2 separate regions of the Homo sapiens genome follow, and region 1 is linked to region 2. Evidence: read pairs that join two places in POLR2A ChIA-PET (ENCODE). Cell type or tissue: GM12878. All regions are shown on one strand.

Region 1 (4,000 bases), 200 kb before region 2:
CCTGTCATGTACATATGGTCCATCTCATTCTCATGCTTTGTTGGATTGAACTATTCAAAACAGTAATGAGGATTGACACAACTTAAAGGAAAAGAGACTCATTTCAGTTCATCTCTCTTTATGTTCCCAATTTTCCTAGAACTTGTCTTTATTAAGTTTCCTTTATTCTGGTTTTGTTTCTGAGACATTGTATGAAATGAAAACTAGTCCCACGTTAAACTCAACTAGAGAGAGATTATCTTTAAAGCATTCATATAAACAAAGGGACTATGAAATAGCCAACATCATAATTGGAACTAGAGCAAATCACAGTAAAACAAAAATTATTGATTAGGTTTTATTCTTAACACCAGTTAAGTAACTATGTGCAAGTGTAAAACCTTCACTTGTTGATTTCTAAGATTAAAATCCATAAAACTGTCCATAATCTATACCTCTCACATTTACCTCTCCATAGTAGATCAAACAAGAGTAATTAGATTTCTGCCTGACTAGCAGGGGAGAAAAAAACTGTTTCATTTTTGGATCAAAATCTTCCTAGTGGATTGAATCACATTCTTTTCCTTTACCTATCAACAGTTAGCAATTGCTTTTGTGTTTTATTTGGTTCAAACTATCAAAATGTGATTCTATAATTTTCAGTAGAAAGAATGTCAGAGTCTAAAATTTGATTCTCATTCTAGATTTAAAGATTATTCTCCCCATTTCACTTTCTCCAAAGTTCTAGGCTTGATATCATTTTAAATGTGATAGTACCTATCTTCCTCATCCCCACAAAAGAAAAATCAACTTGTAATCCGAAGCCTTAGTTCACTGAAAGGCAAACTATAATTATTGATTTAGAATATGACTTTAGTACCAGAAAAGCAATTATCTGACCTTACCTTATCCCTATGCTCTTGCCTTATCCCAATTCAAATGAGACTGACACTGTTGAATATCTAATAACAATATCTAATAACAGTAATTTCACAAGATGCTATTTCTGAAACAAGATTACATTCTGTACAGCCTCACTTATTCTTATGTAAAACTCAGAATCTTAAACCAGCTCCTATAAAGGCATTTAATATTTCATCCACATGGGCTAAACTATCATCCATATCAGCCCTACCTCCTGGTTACTTCAGCAAAAGATATGTAATAGGAAGCATAGCTATGGCCATAATTACTTTAAAATCAGTTTGTTCACATTTGGATCTGCAGTTCTTACAAATGAAAATACATAATTATAACATTAAAAAGCAAATCACGGCTGGGCGCGGTGGCTCACACCTGTAATCCCAGCACTTTGGGAGGCTGAGGTGGTGGATTACTTGAGGTCAAGAGTTCAAGACCAGCCTGGCCAACATGGTAACAAACATTTGCCAGGCGTGGTGGTGTATGCCTGTAATCCCAGCTACTCGGGAGGCTGAGGCAGGATAATCACTTGAACCTAGGAGGCAGAGGTTGCAGTGAGCCGAGATCACACCACTGCACTCCAGCCTGGGGGACAGAGTGAGACTCTGTCTTAAAAAAAAAAAAAAATGCAACTCATGGTTCTGGTAATAACTTTACCAACTAGAGATAAGTCAACTGGGGTAAAAAGACAAAAGTTTCAGTTCTCATTCTGTCTTGAAAGTGACACTGGTACAGTCATACATCACTTAACGACAGGGATACATTCTGAGAAATGTGTCCTTAGGTGATTTTGTCATTGTTCAAACATCATAGAGTGTACTTACACAAACTTAGATGGTATACATAAACCAGTGGCATAGTCATTTATTATCATTATCAGATATTATGTACTATACATAATTGCATGTGCCGTACTTTTATACTACTGTCAGTGCAGTAGGTTGGTTTACACCAGCATCACCGCAAACACATGAGTAATACATTGTGCTAGATGTTACAATAGTGATGATGTCACAAGATAGGAATTTTTCAGCTCCATTATAATCTTATGGGACCACCATTGTATATGTGGCCCATTGTTAACTGAAACGTCATTATGCAGTGCAGCGCACGACTATATATTGATATGGTGCACTTTGGACCTGAGCACTTGAGCAGTGGCAGGAATTGATGGAAAAAAGGAAAAGAGCTTCTGGAATTTTTTGTTGTTGTTGTTGTTTTTGTTTTTATTTTTGTAGAGACAGGGTCTCACTACGTTGCCCGGGCTGGTCTCAAACTCCTGGGCTCAAAGTGCTCGGATTACAGAAATGAGCCAACCATGCCCAGCCTGGAAGTTTCAGAAAGAGAAAAATCGGATGTTCCTGCAGAAAGGTAACACTATTTTTTAGAGGAGCTGCCGGTTTACTAGTATATTAGTTAGTGGTTTCTTAAAAAAGAAACGAGCTGGCACTTTAGAACATTTCAGCCTGGCATACTATATAAAGCTATTTGTTTAGTCGTAGCAAAGGAAAGATGATCTCAGCCACATAGCTTGTTTATATATGTTGGACCTATCTTAGAGCACATTTCATCCCCCTGTAGCGTTAATTGTTAATGGTAGTTTTACTTATTTTAATAAACATGATGCGAATAATAGAACTGCACCTGCATTTTAGAGTTTAGACAATGTTGTCACATACATCTCATTTGATCCTTACAACTCTGTGAATTGGGTAGTACAGATACTGTTTTTACAAATGAGGAAGCTGAGATTCAGAGAGGCCAAGTAACTTGCCTAAGATTTCCCAGCCAGAGAGACCTAGAACTGACTACTATATTACATCATGTCACTTCATGGTAATAAAACTCTTCAGTGGGGTACTGCAGGGTAAGACATTCTATATTATATGGGCATGTAATTATAGTAACACAGGAAGAAATGTTCGAACACGTACAAAATTCGTTTAGTCACTATTTAGGTGACCAAAAGATGGCATTAACTGTTATCTTGCGTCTGCATTGTATATTAAGGAGTATACTGTGAATAATCTTTGAGATTTTATCTTTGTGTGTGAGAAACAGGCTCTCACTGTATTGCCCAGGCTGGAGTGCAGTGGTGCACTCACGGCTCACTGTAGCACTGATCTCCCAGGCTCAAGTGATCCTACCACCTCAGCCTCCTGAGTAGCCAGGACCACAGGCATATGCCACCATGCCAAGCTAATTTTTTTATTTTTTGTAGAGGCAGAGTCTCACTATGTTGTCCAGGCTGGGCCTGAACTCCTGGGCTCCAGTGATCCACCTGCCTTGGCCTCCCAAAGTGCTGGGATTACAGGCATGAGCCACCACGCCTAGCCTGAGATTTTCTTTAGTGATGGCTGCAATTAAATTTTTAGTGAAAATAGTTTTTTTCTGATTCTAATAATGATACATTCTGGTAGGACAGAAAAATATGAATATAATATATAAAATATAAAGAATGAAGTATAATGTACTAGAACTCCCAGCACCTAGGGTAAACCACTGCTCCTTTCAGAATCTCTCAAAGCACATACACATGCACACACAAGACTTTATCCTTTTTAAACTATCGTCATTTTTCACTAGACAACACTTTAAATATTTTCCCATATCAATAGATGAGATCTACTTACCCATTTTTAATTGTTGATAGTATACAATGTATAGATGTACCTTTTTTCCCCCATCTAAGCTTCTATTGGTGGACATTTGAGACATTTCCATTTTTATTTTGCTATTATAAATTATTGGGAAAATTTAGGACACTATTCCTGAAAGTATTACTGAATCAGAGATTACTCCAATTTAAGATTACGATAAATATTGCCATACATCTCTCCAGAAATGTTGTAATTTGTATTCATGTTGACAGTGACTGAGGACAAATTTTCTCACACTTTCCGTGATAAACAGGTTATGTCAAGTAATTTTCATCTTTTCCAAAATGAATAATTGAAATGGGAACATGTGAGAAGACCCCGATGAAACTGGGAGCATTGAACCCCTGAATTCTGCTGAGTGTTCTTTGCAGTAAAAGACCCCTTCTCTACAGCCTTATGGAGAGTTCCTTACAGTTTACTGAGGAAGAGAAAACTCAGGC
Region 2 (4,000 bases):
TTAAGACCAGCTTGGCCAACATGACGAAACCCTGTCTCTACTAAACATACAAAAATTAGGTGGGCATGGTGGCACGTGCCTGTAATCCCAGCTACTTGGGAGGCTGAGGCATGAGAATCACTTGAATCCGGGAGGTGGAGGTTGCAGTGAGCCAAATTGACGCCACTGAGCTCCAGCCTGGGTGATAGAGTGAGACTCCATCTCAAGAAAAAGAAAAAAAAAAAAAAAAGAAACAATGAGACCAAAATGTGGATGGAGTTGGAATCTCTGGTGATACTGGCAATGGGAGTGGAAGAAAAATACATTTTTGTTGTTGTTGTATTTTTAGTAGAGACAGGGTTTTGCCATGTTGGCCAGCCTGGTCTCGAACTCCTGACCTCAGGTGATCCACCTGCCTCGGCCTCCCAAAGTGCTGGGATTACAGGCGTGAGCCATTGCGCCAGGCCGAAAAATACATTCTTTTTTTTTTTTTTGAGACGGAGTCTTGCTCTGTCGCCCAGGCTGGAGCTGGAGTGTAGTGGCGCGATCTCGGCTCACTGCAAGCTCCGCCTCCCTGGTTCACGCCATTCTCCTGCCTCAGCCTCCCGAGTAGCTGGGATTACAGGCACCTGCCACCACGCCTGGCTAATTTTTTTGTGTTTTTAGTAGAGACGGGGTTTCACCGTGTTAGCCAGGATGGTCTCGATCTCCTGACCTCGTGATCCGCCCGCCTCGGCCTCCCAAAGTGCTGGGATTACAGGCGTGAGCCACCACGCCCGGCCCGAAAAGTACATTCTTATAACATGTATAAAGTACAAACTATTCAATACTGATTTCCTCACAGAAACTTCCCTTGGTGTGTTGATGAACAAAGAGTTACATGATTTGCTTTAAGCAGTAAAAAGCTCTTTATCTGTGTAAAGCAGCAATTGTTCCTTAGACGTTCTCTTCAAAAACATGGCCTGACCAGAGTTTATTTCTTTAGGAGTTGGAGATCAGAGGGCCTGACTTAGAAAAGACCCATTACATCAAGGATTTGACCACTCCTGCCAGAATAGCGCTAAGTGCCAAAGGACGTGACCCTTAATTTGAGCCAACAGCTATTATCAGGGTTCAGCTTCTGTGAACACAGATTTCCTTCTGAACAAAGCAAGCCTTGAGTAGCAGTTTGTGAGTATACAGCTATGCAAATACTATTTTATGGTGTCCAGCAATGCTGTAGTTTAAGCTGGCTGCCCCTTTTTATGAATTTACATTATTAATTATTAGAATACATGAGGCCGAGTGCAGTGGCTCATGCCTGTAATCCCAGCACTTTGGGAGGTCGAGGTGGGCGGATCACCTGAGGTCTGGAGTTCGAGACTAGCCTGACCAACATGGAGAAACCCTGTCTCTACTAAAAATACAAAATTAGCCGGGCATAGTGGCACATGCCTGTAATCCCAGCTACTCAGGAGGCTGAAGCAGGAGAATTGCTTGAACCAGGGAGGCGGAGGTTGCAGTGAGCCGAGATCGCGCCACTGCACTCCAGCCTGGGCGAGAAGAGCGAAACTCCATCTCAAACACACACACAAAAAAGAATACATGAGGAAGAAGTGACTGTAAGAACAGGGAAAATTTTTCATTTTCTGTCAGGTGAAAAAAACATGTTACGAAAGAGTTCCTAGAGAATAAGTATATATGTATAGAAAAACAAAAAATGAGTATATATGCATAGAAAAATATATACGTACAACAACTTAATAGCAATAGACTGCTCAGCCATGGAACACAGGATAGAAAAAAAAGCAACTTGGGATTCTAGAGCAAGGTCATTGTAAAGAGGAATAAAATATAAGAATGATTTATTTTCAAAGAATCAGTAATATAGTACATCTCAAGCAACAAGTCTGAGTGAGGGACTTACCTCTCCGAAGACCTGCCATAGCCACCTCCAAAGGAAGCTACTTCATGAGGTGGAGGCTCCATCCCATTCTCCCAGCCTAGGACACTACCCTGCTCCAGCAGAGCCGCATGGATGGAATCGTCAGGGAATTCCACTGGCATCCTATTGGATACTGACATTCTCTGTTCTGATGCAGTCATAGAAAGCACAAGAAACCTTATTTATTTATTTATTTTTGAGATGGAATCTCGCTCTGTCATCAGGCTGGAGTACAGTGGTGCAATCTCAGCTCACTGCAACCTCCGCCTCCCGGGTTCAAGCAATTCTCCTGCCTCAGCCTCCCGAGTAGCTGGGACTACAGGCGCACACCACCATGCCCAGCTAATTTTTGTATTTTTAGTAGAGACGGGGTTTCACCATGTTGGCCAGGATGGTCTCAATCAATCTCTTGACCTCAGGTGATCCTCCCGCCTCGGCCTCCCAAAGTGCTGGGATTACAGACATGAGTCACTGCACCCGGCCAGGAAACCTCTTTTAATAGTAGACTTTAAATATTTAGATGTGAACTGAACTTGGTATCTATATAATGTTCTAGTCCATCTGAGAGTGATGAGGCAATCTGACCTGGTCTCATTAAAATGAATTAATGTCTATCATATTCAAAATTAAAGCCCCTACTATTGATTTCTCAAGTATTTGCTTCTTGGGCTGGCTTTTAAATAGCACTGAAGAGATGAGTGGGACAGTCATTTTAATGTGCTCGAAATTAACTCTCTACATCAAATTTCTTGTCAGAAGTTACCAAAACCTTCCTATGTTACTGCTATTTATAACAACAAATTACCACAGTTATCATAATAACTCGATCCATTAGATAAGAGTATACTTCTGAGGGCACTCTGGTAGCAAAATAATTTTTAGCTGCCATCAGTGACTAGATAATTGTCTTCCTGTTTATTTCCATTACCAGTTAAAAGCAAGTTGTGTATGTAGTAGAACCTCTGGAAGCACTCGTCAGATCAAATAATGCCAAAAAAACCCACAAAAACAAAAAACTAAACTTGGGGAGAGGGAACGTCAGGACATCATGAAAAAGCATAAATGGAGATGATAAAAGTAAAGATTATTTCTCAAATTTTATTACATTTATTCATCTGTGTTCCTGTCTCTTGTATTTTCATCCTGTTAATTTCTATGGCTTCCCCTCTGTAGAGCTCTAAATGGAACTTCCTTTGTTTATTTAGCACAGACTCAAGCAGACTGCTTGTCACTGGCCAGGACTGGGCAGGTAAAAGCTGGTCCTATTTCCTTTCTGCTCACTCCTAAGTGCCTTTTACAAATTTCCTTTCTTATTCTTGCTCCCCTCCTGCCTCCTGTAGGGCTGCTGGACTATAGATAGAGATGCCTCATTTCAGGCTGTGCGGGGTGACTCACACCTGTAATCCCAGCACTTTGGGAGGCTGAGGTGGGTGGATCACCTGAGGTCAGGAGTTTGAGAGCAACCGGGGCAACATGGTGAAAACCCGTCTCTACTAAAAATGCAAAAATTAGCCAGGCGTCATGGCGCATGCCTGTAATTCCAGCTGCCCGAGAGGCAGAGGCATGAGAATTGCTTGAACCCAGGAGGCAGAGGTTGCAGTGAACTGAGATCAAACCATTGCACTCCAGCCTAGATGAAAAAAGATCAAGACTCTGTCTCAAAAAAAAAAATAAATAAAAGTGAGAAATCTGCTAGAGGACCAAGGAAGCAGTAATTATATTTAAGTGCATACTTGAGAAGAAAAATTAATTTCCTATGAAGAATAAGCCACCTCAGATGAGGTAGACCCAACAGAGCCCTGAGAGAATAAACTCAGCCTTCTTCCTTGAGATTTTCTTTCCACTGGGTCTGAGAACAGCAGGAGGAAAAGTGTATAAATTCAGAATGCAAGGGGGAAGCACAAAGTATTTTAGAAATACTTTTAAGTGGCAAAGTCAATGCTCTTTCAAATCCTTCATTGTTCACAACTGATTTTAAAGATACTAACAATTTAAGAGTACAGCTTTTAAAATAATTCCTCCTTCTTGTGGTGTCCAGGAGCTTGCTTGACAGGTACCTTTTTTTCACTCAAATGATCAGAACACAAATGGGCAGCC

What was found. Peaks named below come from ENCODE experiments on the same cell type or tissue, not always from the same donor. Only the 100,000 strongest peaks of a DNase experiment are listed, where the experiment ranks them.
Region 1: POLR2A ChIA-PET joins it to region 2 with 7 read pairs; 3 of 35 experiments call an interaction of 5 or more read pairs at or near these places.

The regions. Positions count from the first base shown.
Region 1 is chr14:35,478,211-35,482,210 of GRCh38, reverse strand. All of the region lies in intron 1 of LOC107984681 (a long non-coding RNA gene), which reads right to left. It overlaps LOC105370450 (a long non-coding RNA gene), which reads left to right. Exons shown (of 3, transcript XR_943749.3): 2 at 3,814-4,000. Among named protein-coding and RNA genes, the nearest start is that of INSM2, 54 kb to the left of the region's middle. In GM12878, no CTCF peak of the experiment used is centred here; a DNase peak (open chromatin) is centred at 1,620.
Region 2 is chr14:35,276,604-35,280,603 of GRCh38, reverse strand. PRORP (protein only RNase P catalytic subunit) reads right to left here. Exons shown (of 8, transcript NM_014672.4): 8 at 2,982-4,000. It overlaps PRORP-PSMA6 (PRORP-PSMA6 readthrough), which reads right to left. Exons shown (of 15, transcript NR_182666.1): 9 at 1,886-2,051. It also overlaps a transcript of PSMA6 not described here. Among named protein-coding and RNA genes, the nearest start is that of PSMA6, 14 kb to the left of the region's middle. In GM12878, no CTCF peak of the experiment used is centred here; no DNase peak of the experiment used is centred here.